Regions from separate parts of the Homo sapiens genome. Here region 1 is linked to region 2. A link is a contact called in ENCODE Hi-C or POLR2A ChIA-PET data. All regions are on one chromosome and are shown on one strand. The core of a region is the stretch at or near the end of the contact, and the rest is flanking DNA. Distances in the headings are between cores, read along the strand shown. Region 1 holds the start of CCR4 (C-C motif chemokine receptor 4). Region 2 has its middle 37 kb from the start of CCR4.

Region 1 (3,619 bases), core at 1,023-3,522, 37 kb before region 2:
CCACTGACCATGTAGCCAAACTGGTGATGACCCCATAAGTCAAGGTCCTTGCCCTCAAGGAAAACACCGCGTGCACAATTGCCAGGTATCTATCAATGCTCATGAGCATGACAAAGAATATGCCACTGTAAAAGCCCACCAAGTACATCCAGGAAATCATCTTGCACAGACCTAGCCCAAAAACCCACTGGTCTGCTGCATAGTAGCCCCAAAAAGGGAGGGAAAACACGAAGAGCAGATCCGAGATGGCAAGGTTGAGCAGGTACACATCAGTCATGGACCTGAGCCGCTTGTATTTGAACAGGACCAGAACCACCACAGAATTTCCAAGCAGACCAAATACAAAAACCAAGGAATACAGTGGGGGCAGGAAGAGCTCCCCAAATGCCTTGATGCCTTCTTTGGTGCAAGGCTTGGGGATACTTTCATACAGATAGTAATTGCTGTATATGCTTTCATCGAGGGTGGTGTCTGCTATATCCGTGGGGTTCATTTTTTAACTCTACAGGCTCCTCAAGGCAGGTCTGGGCCCAACCAGAAGCAGCTAATGAGGGGAAGAGCAAAGGAGATTTCTGTGAGAACAAAAATAAACCAAAGTATTGCTAAATGCAGAGCATGGCTGCGTACTGTTTTGCTCCAGGTCTGTATATGCCTTTCCCAAGATGAAGGGCTCGATTACTCACAGGGCCCTGCAGCCAGACGAAATAATTTTGGGCTTTGGAGGCAGAAAGATTTGTTTCAGATTCCAGCTTGGGCACTCACTAATTTTCTTACCTCTCTGCCAGGAGCTTCAGTTCTCTCATTTGTAAGTGAGGATCGTAAAACCCCCTTTCAAGCAGGTGTTCTTTGAGGATGTGTTTCAAAAAGATATTTCATAGTCTGGGGTTACTGAAATCACTTTCAGGGATGACAAAATCAGTTGAACAATTCTCAATTGGGTGTATTTTATATGATCATGATCATCATCAAACTGCACGTAAAAATCAATTCTACGCACAGAATCCTATTAGAGTGGGAATTCACCTGATGGATCTAGAAAACACACATCACAGCCAGAAATAAAACCTCTACCTCCCCAACCACCTTCACTTCCTATCTAAATTGGCAGATAAAGAGGTTGAAATCTTCTTAAAATTAATCACATGCTGACATGTGTATCAGAGCAATTCAGGGCTGAAGGGCTTTCCGACTCAAGGCCACTCCCTTGCTTCCTTCTTGAGGCTTTTGTGGGACCCTCACATTCCTTGTTAAAATCCTTTTCACATTCGTCAGTAAATTCACATTCGATCTCTCCCCACACCCCCACCACCACACACCCAATGCCCAAACTGTGTTTCTCAAGAAAGGGCTTTTGAAGCCAGGTGTGCAGTGGCCCACGCCTATAATCCCAGCACGTCGGGAGGCCGAGGAGGGAGGATCACTTGAGCCAAGGAGCTCCATGCCAGCGTGAGCAACATAAGGAGACCCTGTCTCTACAAAAAATTGTTTTAAAAGTTAGCTGGGTGTGGTGGTACGTGCTGATAGTACCAGCTACTCAGGAGGCTGAGGCAGGAGGATCCCTTGAGCCCAGGAGTTCAAGGCGCAGTGAGCTATGATGGCACCATTGCACTTCAACCTGGGCAGCAGAGTGAAATCCTGTCTCAAAAAAAATAAAAAATAAAAAGGAAAGAAAAGAAAAAGAAAAAAAGAAAGAAAAAAGATTTTGGTTTACTCATGCAAATAGATACTGAACACCTGTTACATCACAGAGTCTCCAAAAAAGTTTGTTGAATGACTAACAATTCTAGTCTTTCTCCACCATTTTACCAGTGAAAATGAAAGGCATAAACAAGGCTGAGGAGTTAGGAAATTATCAGGAGAACAAAAAGCCAGGAGACACAGCTGGTAAGTGTCTGGAATTATTCTGTAGGCCTTGCGTGTGTGGTATTTCTTGCCTGGGAGTCTTGCTAGAAGCAAGAAGCAGACAAGTGTATATTTTTTATGAAAATGATCTATTTATTTGGGGCATGTGGACTCAGGCCAGATGTGTGCAGGAAGAGAGTCCTGCATAAATTAGTGCCCATCAGATGAGGGCTCAGAGGGTGTGGGGACAGGTAGAAGGTGTGTGGGCTGCAAGGTAGGTGCCAAGTGTAAGCCCTAGACTCGTGAGGGGCCTGAGCATCTCAGCCAGGTCCAGAAAGCAGTGTGCGACCCAAGACCCTGGGAATGTCCCCGTCCCTGCTTACCTTGCTTTTCTGAAAGCGGCTCTGAGGAAGGTCTGTGAGGCAATGCCAGGCTTGCTCAGGAAGCACGATGCTAAGAAGGACCCGGTGCCTTTCAAGGGTGCGTGGCTTCCTGTGAGCACGAGTTATCTCCCTCACCCAACTGTACTAAGTTCAAGTGGGGTTTTTTGATAGAAGTAGGAAGCAGAAAATGATTCTTAGTCATTTCCCAAGACCGAAGGCCAAGAAGATGTGCCAAAAAAAGATTAAGAAAAAAAATGAAGTCATTTTCTTTTTAAAAAAGATTTTTAGTTTTTTTAAAAATACAAAAATGTATTTGTTGGTTTTTAAAAAAGAGATTTTTTTAAAGAAACAGGGTCTCACTCTGTCACCCAGACTGGTGTTCAGTGGTGCAATCATAGCTCACCGTAACCTTGAACTCCTGGGCTCAAGTGATCCTCCTGCCTTAGTCTCCCAAGTAGCTGAGACTAGAGGTGCAAGCCACCATGACTGACTAATTTTAATTTTTGGGGAGATAGGGGTCTTGCTATATTGCCCAGGCTCATCTTGAACTACTGGCCTCAAGCAATCCTCCCACCTCAGCTTCCTAAAGCACTGGGATTACAGGAATCAGCCACTCCTTTTTCGCTTTTTAGTTTAAAAAAAAAAATTCCATTTAACTGGCCATATGCGGTAGCAATGATCTCTACATTTTGGATCAGCAACCTGTTTGCTAGTTTCTCATCATGGATATGCAGGGGCCAGCAATCAAGATGTGCAATGTTCTCCTGACAACTGGGATCTGAGAGGCCAGGGTGAGAAGGAAGGCCAGAGATAGTCAAGAAAAAGGATATTCAAGAAGAGAGAAGAGAAAAATTTGTCCAAATGTATGTGTCTGTGAGTGACTTGGAAGGCATCAGCCAACCACATTCTTTGATTCAATAGTTGACATGGCCTCAAACCAGTGTGAAGTGGCCTGGCAACATAGCTTCAAGTCCTTTTGAGTCAGGAAGACCCCTCACCCAAGCGCCTTCTGCTTGGGGATTGCGGAGCTTCATTGGCAGTGGTCTTGGCTGAGGTCTTGATCTTCACTTTGGATGTGGGTAGCAGTCATAAGCGAGGGGCTGACATGAGCCCTAAGTCTCTCATAGCCTCAGCTTTTTGGCAACTTCCAGATGCTTTCCCTGTGTTTCAACTGTTGCTTAGCTCTTTGATTCAGCTTAAAAGAGCCATAAAGATCATTCTTTCTAAGGAATTGGCATAAATAGAAATTAAAACACTGAGCTAGAATGGTGTTAGGGAACCCCTTCTTTTTTTTCATTATCACTTGCCCCAAGGAGTCTTTTGAGACTTTTTTTCCTAACACTCCCTCATAAAATTTTAATGCTACAAACATACCATATATCTATTTATACAGT
Region 2 (3,661 bases), core at 951-3,450:
TCTCATTATGTTGCCCAAGCTAGTATCAAACTCCTGGGTTCAAATTATCCCAGCCTCAGCCTCCCAACGTGCTGGGATTACAGGTGTGAGTTACGGCATCTGGCCTCTCCTTCTTTTCTTATGTCACTACTTCCTTAAAGTGTTTTTCTGGGAACACTTCCTGATAAAAACACTTTTAAGGCCGGGCGCGGTGGCTCACGCCTGTAATCCCAGCACTTTGGGAGGCCAAAAGGGGTGGATCACGAGGTCAGGAGTTCGAGACCAGCCTGGCCAACATGGTGAAACTCTGTCTCTACTAAAAATACAAGAAAATTATCTGGGCATGGTGGCGGGTGCCTGTAATCTCAGCTACTCAGGAGGCTGAGGCAGGAAAATCTCTTGACCCCAGGAGGCAGAGGTTGCAGTGAGCTGAGATGGCGCCATTGAACTCCAGCCTGGGCAATAAGAGCAAAACTCTGTCTCAAAAAATAAATAAATAAATACATAAAATTTAAAAATAAAATAAATAAATAAAAGCATAATTCGTTAAATTTGTATTGCTTACTAAATTACAAATATCTTACATAGATTTGTTCATTTATTCTTCAAATATGTATCGAGCGTTTATTCCATACTGGACACTGTTTTAGGCAATGTGAATACAGCAGTGAATGAGCTCAATGAGGAAGAGGTAAAAAACGATAAGCCAGGCGAGGTGGCTCACACCTGTAACCCCAGGTTACAGGGAGGCCGAGGTGTGTGGATCACTAGAGGTCAGGAGTTCAAGACCAGCCTGGCCAACATGGTGAAACCCTGTCTCTACTAAAAATAAAAAATTAGCCAGGCGTGGCAGCAAGTGTCTGTAATCCCAGCTACTCGGGAGGCTGAGGCAGGAGAATTGCTTGAACCCGGGAGGCAGAGGTTGCAGTGAGCAGAGATTGTACCACTGCACTCCAGCCTGGGCAGAGTGAGACTCTGTCTCAAAAAAAAAAAAAAAGATAAATCAATAAACAAGATAATTCAAGCTAGTGATAACTGCTAATAAAAATGAGAAAGAGGCCGGGCACAGTGGCTCATGCCTGTTATCCCTGCACTTTGGGAGGCCAAGGTGGGCGAATCACCTGAGGTCGGGAGTTTGAGACCAGCCTGACCAAAACGGAGAAAACCCGTCTTGACTAAAAATACAAAATTAGCTGGGCATGGTGGCACATGCCTATAATCCCAGCTACTCAGGAGGCTGAGGCAGGAGAATTGCTTGAACTGGGGAGGTGGAGGCTGGGGTGAGCCGAGATCCCGTCATTGTACTCCAGCCTGGGCAACAGAGTGAAACTCTGTCTCAAAAAAAAAAAAAAAAGAGAAAGAAAAAGAAATGTTCTCTGGGCGAGGTCACCCATGCCTGTAATCCCAGCACTTTGGGAGGCCAAGGCAGGCAGATCATGAGGTCAGGAGTTCGAGACCAGCCTGGCCAATACGGTGAAACCCCGTCTCTACTAAAAATACAAAAGCTAGCCAGGCATGGTGGCACATGCCTGTAGTTCTAGCTACTTGGGAGGCTGAAGCAGAAGAATTGCTTGAACCCAGGAGGCAGAGGTTGCAGTGAGCTGAGATCGTGCCACCGCACTCCAGCCGGGGTGATAGCGCAAGATTCTGTCTCAAAAAAAAAAAAAAAAAAGAAATGTTCAATAAGTATTTGAATATGTATTTGAATATCGAATGAACTAATGAATAAGTAAAGGAGCATTGCCAAAGCCTCTAGTCTGAGAGTGAAACAGTGGAGGAAGCCCTCCCTGGAAGGAATGAAGAGGTGGCAAAGGGAAGCCAGTGGTAGGAAGAGAGGAGATCGGTTCAGTTTGACAGCATGTTGAATTTGGTAGTGGCAGAAGTTTCCTGGAGAACTGACAAATATAAAAATGACCTTTTAGGTGCAAACACACATGCCTGTCTGGCACGATCAAGAATAAAAATACTTAAAGCAGAAAAGAACCCAGATGAGTAAGGAGTGGCTCTTCAAATACCAAGGGTGGTTAATTGGCCTGTTTCTCAACTGGGCAAATTGCCCCACTCACAAGAGGCACACACCGGGGTATTGCTCTGTCTCCAGCATGCGTTCTCATTCCTCAGAAGTGGACTTCTGCCTGCGTCTTGGCCTTGCTTTTGGAACAATGTCCTGGAGGGAGATGTTTTCAGGAGACATGTTGTGTGGAAGATGTAGCAATAATGGGTGGTGCTGGAATCACGACAGAGCTTGTCTCTCAGAGAATCTGCCAGAATTGGCTGGGAACCTTGACATGCTGGCACCTGCCCAGCCCTTCTTTGCATGAGGGACGTGGAACACTGTATTCTGGGTGGGTCCCTCACCCCTTCTCTTCTCATTCCCATCACAAACCTTAAAGTTGTGGGCACATTCCTAAACCGAGTTGCCAAACCTCAAAAGGAGATTGCTGAGTCCAGATTAGAGGCCGTGTTTCAGTCTCCACCCCACTCTACCCCATTCTCACTAAGTACTCATCCCAGTGCCAGCCCCACACAGATAACCAGTGCCTCATCTGGCAAAAGGTGGTCCATGCTGCTGTTGAAATCTCCCTGTACAATAGGTTCTCCCTCTGGCTAGGACATAGTGTAAAAAGTTAAAATTTTCAGATTAGTGCCAGTTAATTCAGTCCAAAGAAAATACTGTCTTTAGCCTTTTTTTTTTTTTTTTTTTTTGAGATGGAGTCTCACTCTGTCACCCAGGCTGGAGTCCAGTGGCGCCATCTAGGCTCACTGCAACCTCTGCCTTCCAGGTTCAAGCGATTCTCCTGCCTCAGCCTCCTGAGTAGCGGTGATTACAGGCACGTGCCACCACGCCTAGCTAATTTTTGTATTTTTAGTAGAGATGGGGTTTCGTCATGTTGGCCAGGCTGGTCTTGAACTCCTGCCTCGGCCTCCCAAAGGGCTGGGATTACAGGCATGAGCCACTGCGCCTGGCCTGTCTTTAGACTTCTGTAGCAAGAATAGCACTTACTACCAGAAACAGAAACTGGATCTTGTATATGAAAGCCATTTCTTTTTCTTTTTCTTTTCTTTTTTTTTTTTTTCCGAGACGGAGTTTTGCTCTTGTTGCCCAGGCTGGAGTGCAGTGGCGTGATCTCGGCTCACTGCAACCTCTACTTCCTGGGTTCAAGCAATTCTCCTGCCTCAGCCTCCCGAGTAGCTGGGATTACAGGCATTTGCCACCACGCCTGGCTAATTTTGTATTTTTAGTAGAGATGGGGTTTCTCCATGTTGGTCAGGCTGGTCTCAAACTCCTGACCTCAGGTGTTCCACCCGCCTCGGCCTCCCACAGTGCTAGGATTACAGGCATGAGCCACCGTGCCTGGCCTCATTTTTTTTAATTTAAAAATTGTTTTGGCCAGTCACGGTGGCTCACGCCTGTAATCACAGCACTTTGGGAGGCCGAGAGGTCAGGAGTTTGAGACCAGCCTGGCCAATATGGTGAAACCCGTCTCTACTAAAAGTACAAAAAGTAGATGGGCCTGTAGCCCCAGCTACTCGGGCAGCTGACACAGGAGAATTGCTTGAACCCGGGAGGCAGAGGTTGCAGTGAGCCAAGATCGCGCCACTGCACTCCAGACTGGGCACAGAGCAAGACTCCATCTCAAAAAAAAATTGTTTTTAAATTTTTTGTAAGCAAGGTCTCACT

Evidence for each region. A loop is a pair of places that touch in the nucleus more often than their neighbours do. ChIA-PET counts read pairs that join two places held with the same protein, here RNA polymerase II (POLR2A). Pooled maps may share reads with other maps.
Region 1: POLR2A ChIA-PET joins it to region 2 with 13 read pairs in Panc1. The contact joins the promoter of CCR4 here to the enhancer-like site in region 2. A Hi-C loop is called at or near these places in 1 of 37 single-sample maps with no recorded cell type and 7 of 50 pooled maps. POLR2A ChIA-PET finds 5 or more read pairs at or near these places in 4 of 52 experiments (CD4-positive, alpha-beta T cell, Panc1, activated T-cell and 1 more).

What each region holds. Positions count from the first base shown.
Region 1 is chr3:32,950,297-32,953,915 of GRCh38, reverse strand. CCR4 (C-C motif chemokine receptor 4) reads right to left here and starts at 2,272. Exons shown (of 2, transcript NM_005508.5): 1 at 2,226-2,272; 2 at 1-544. The coding sequence starts at 493.
Region 2 is chr3:32,912,715-32,916,375 of GRCh38, reverse strand. No RefSeq gene overlaps it. Among named protein-coding and RNA genes, the nearest start is that of CCR4, 37 kb to the left of the region's middle. Within about 2 kb of position 2,200, at least 8 of the 41 ENCODE cell types and tissues checked have a DNase peak (open chromatin) inside an H3K27ac peak, as active enhancers do.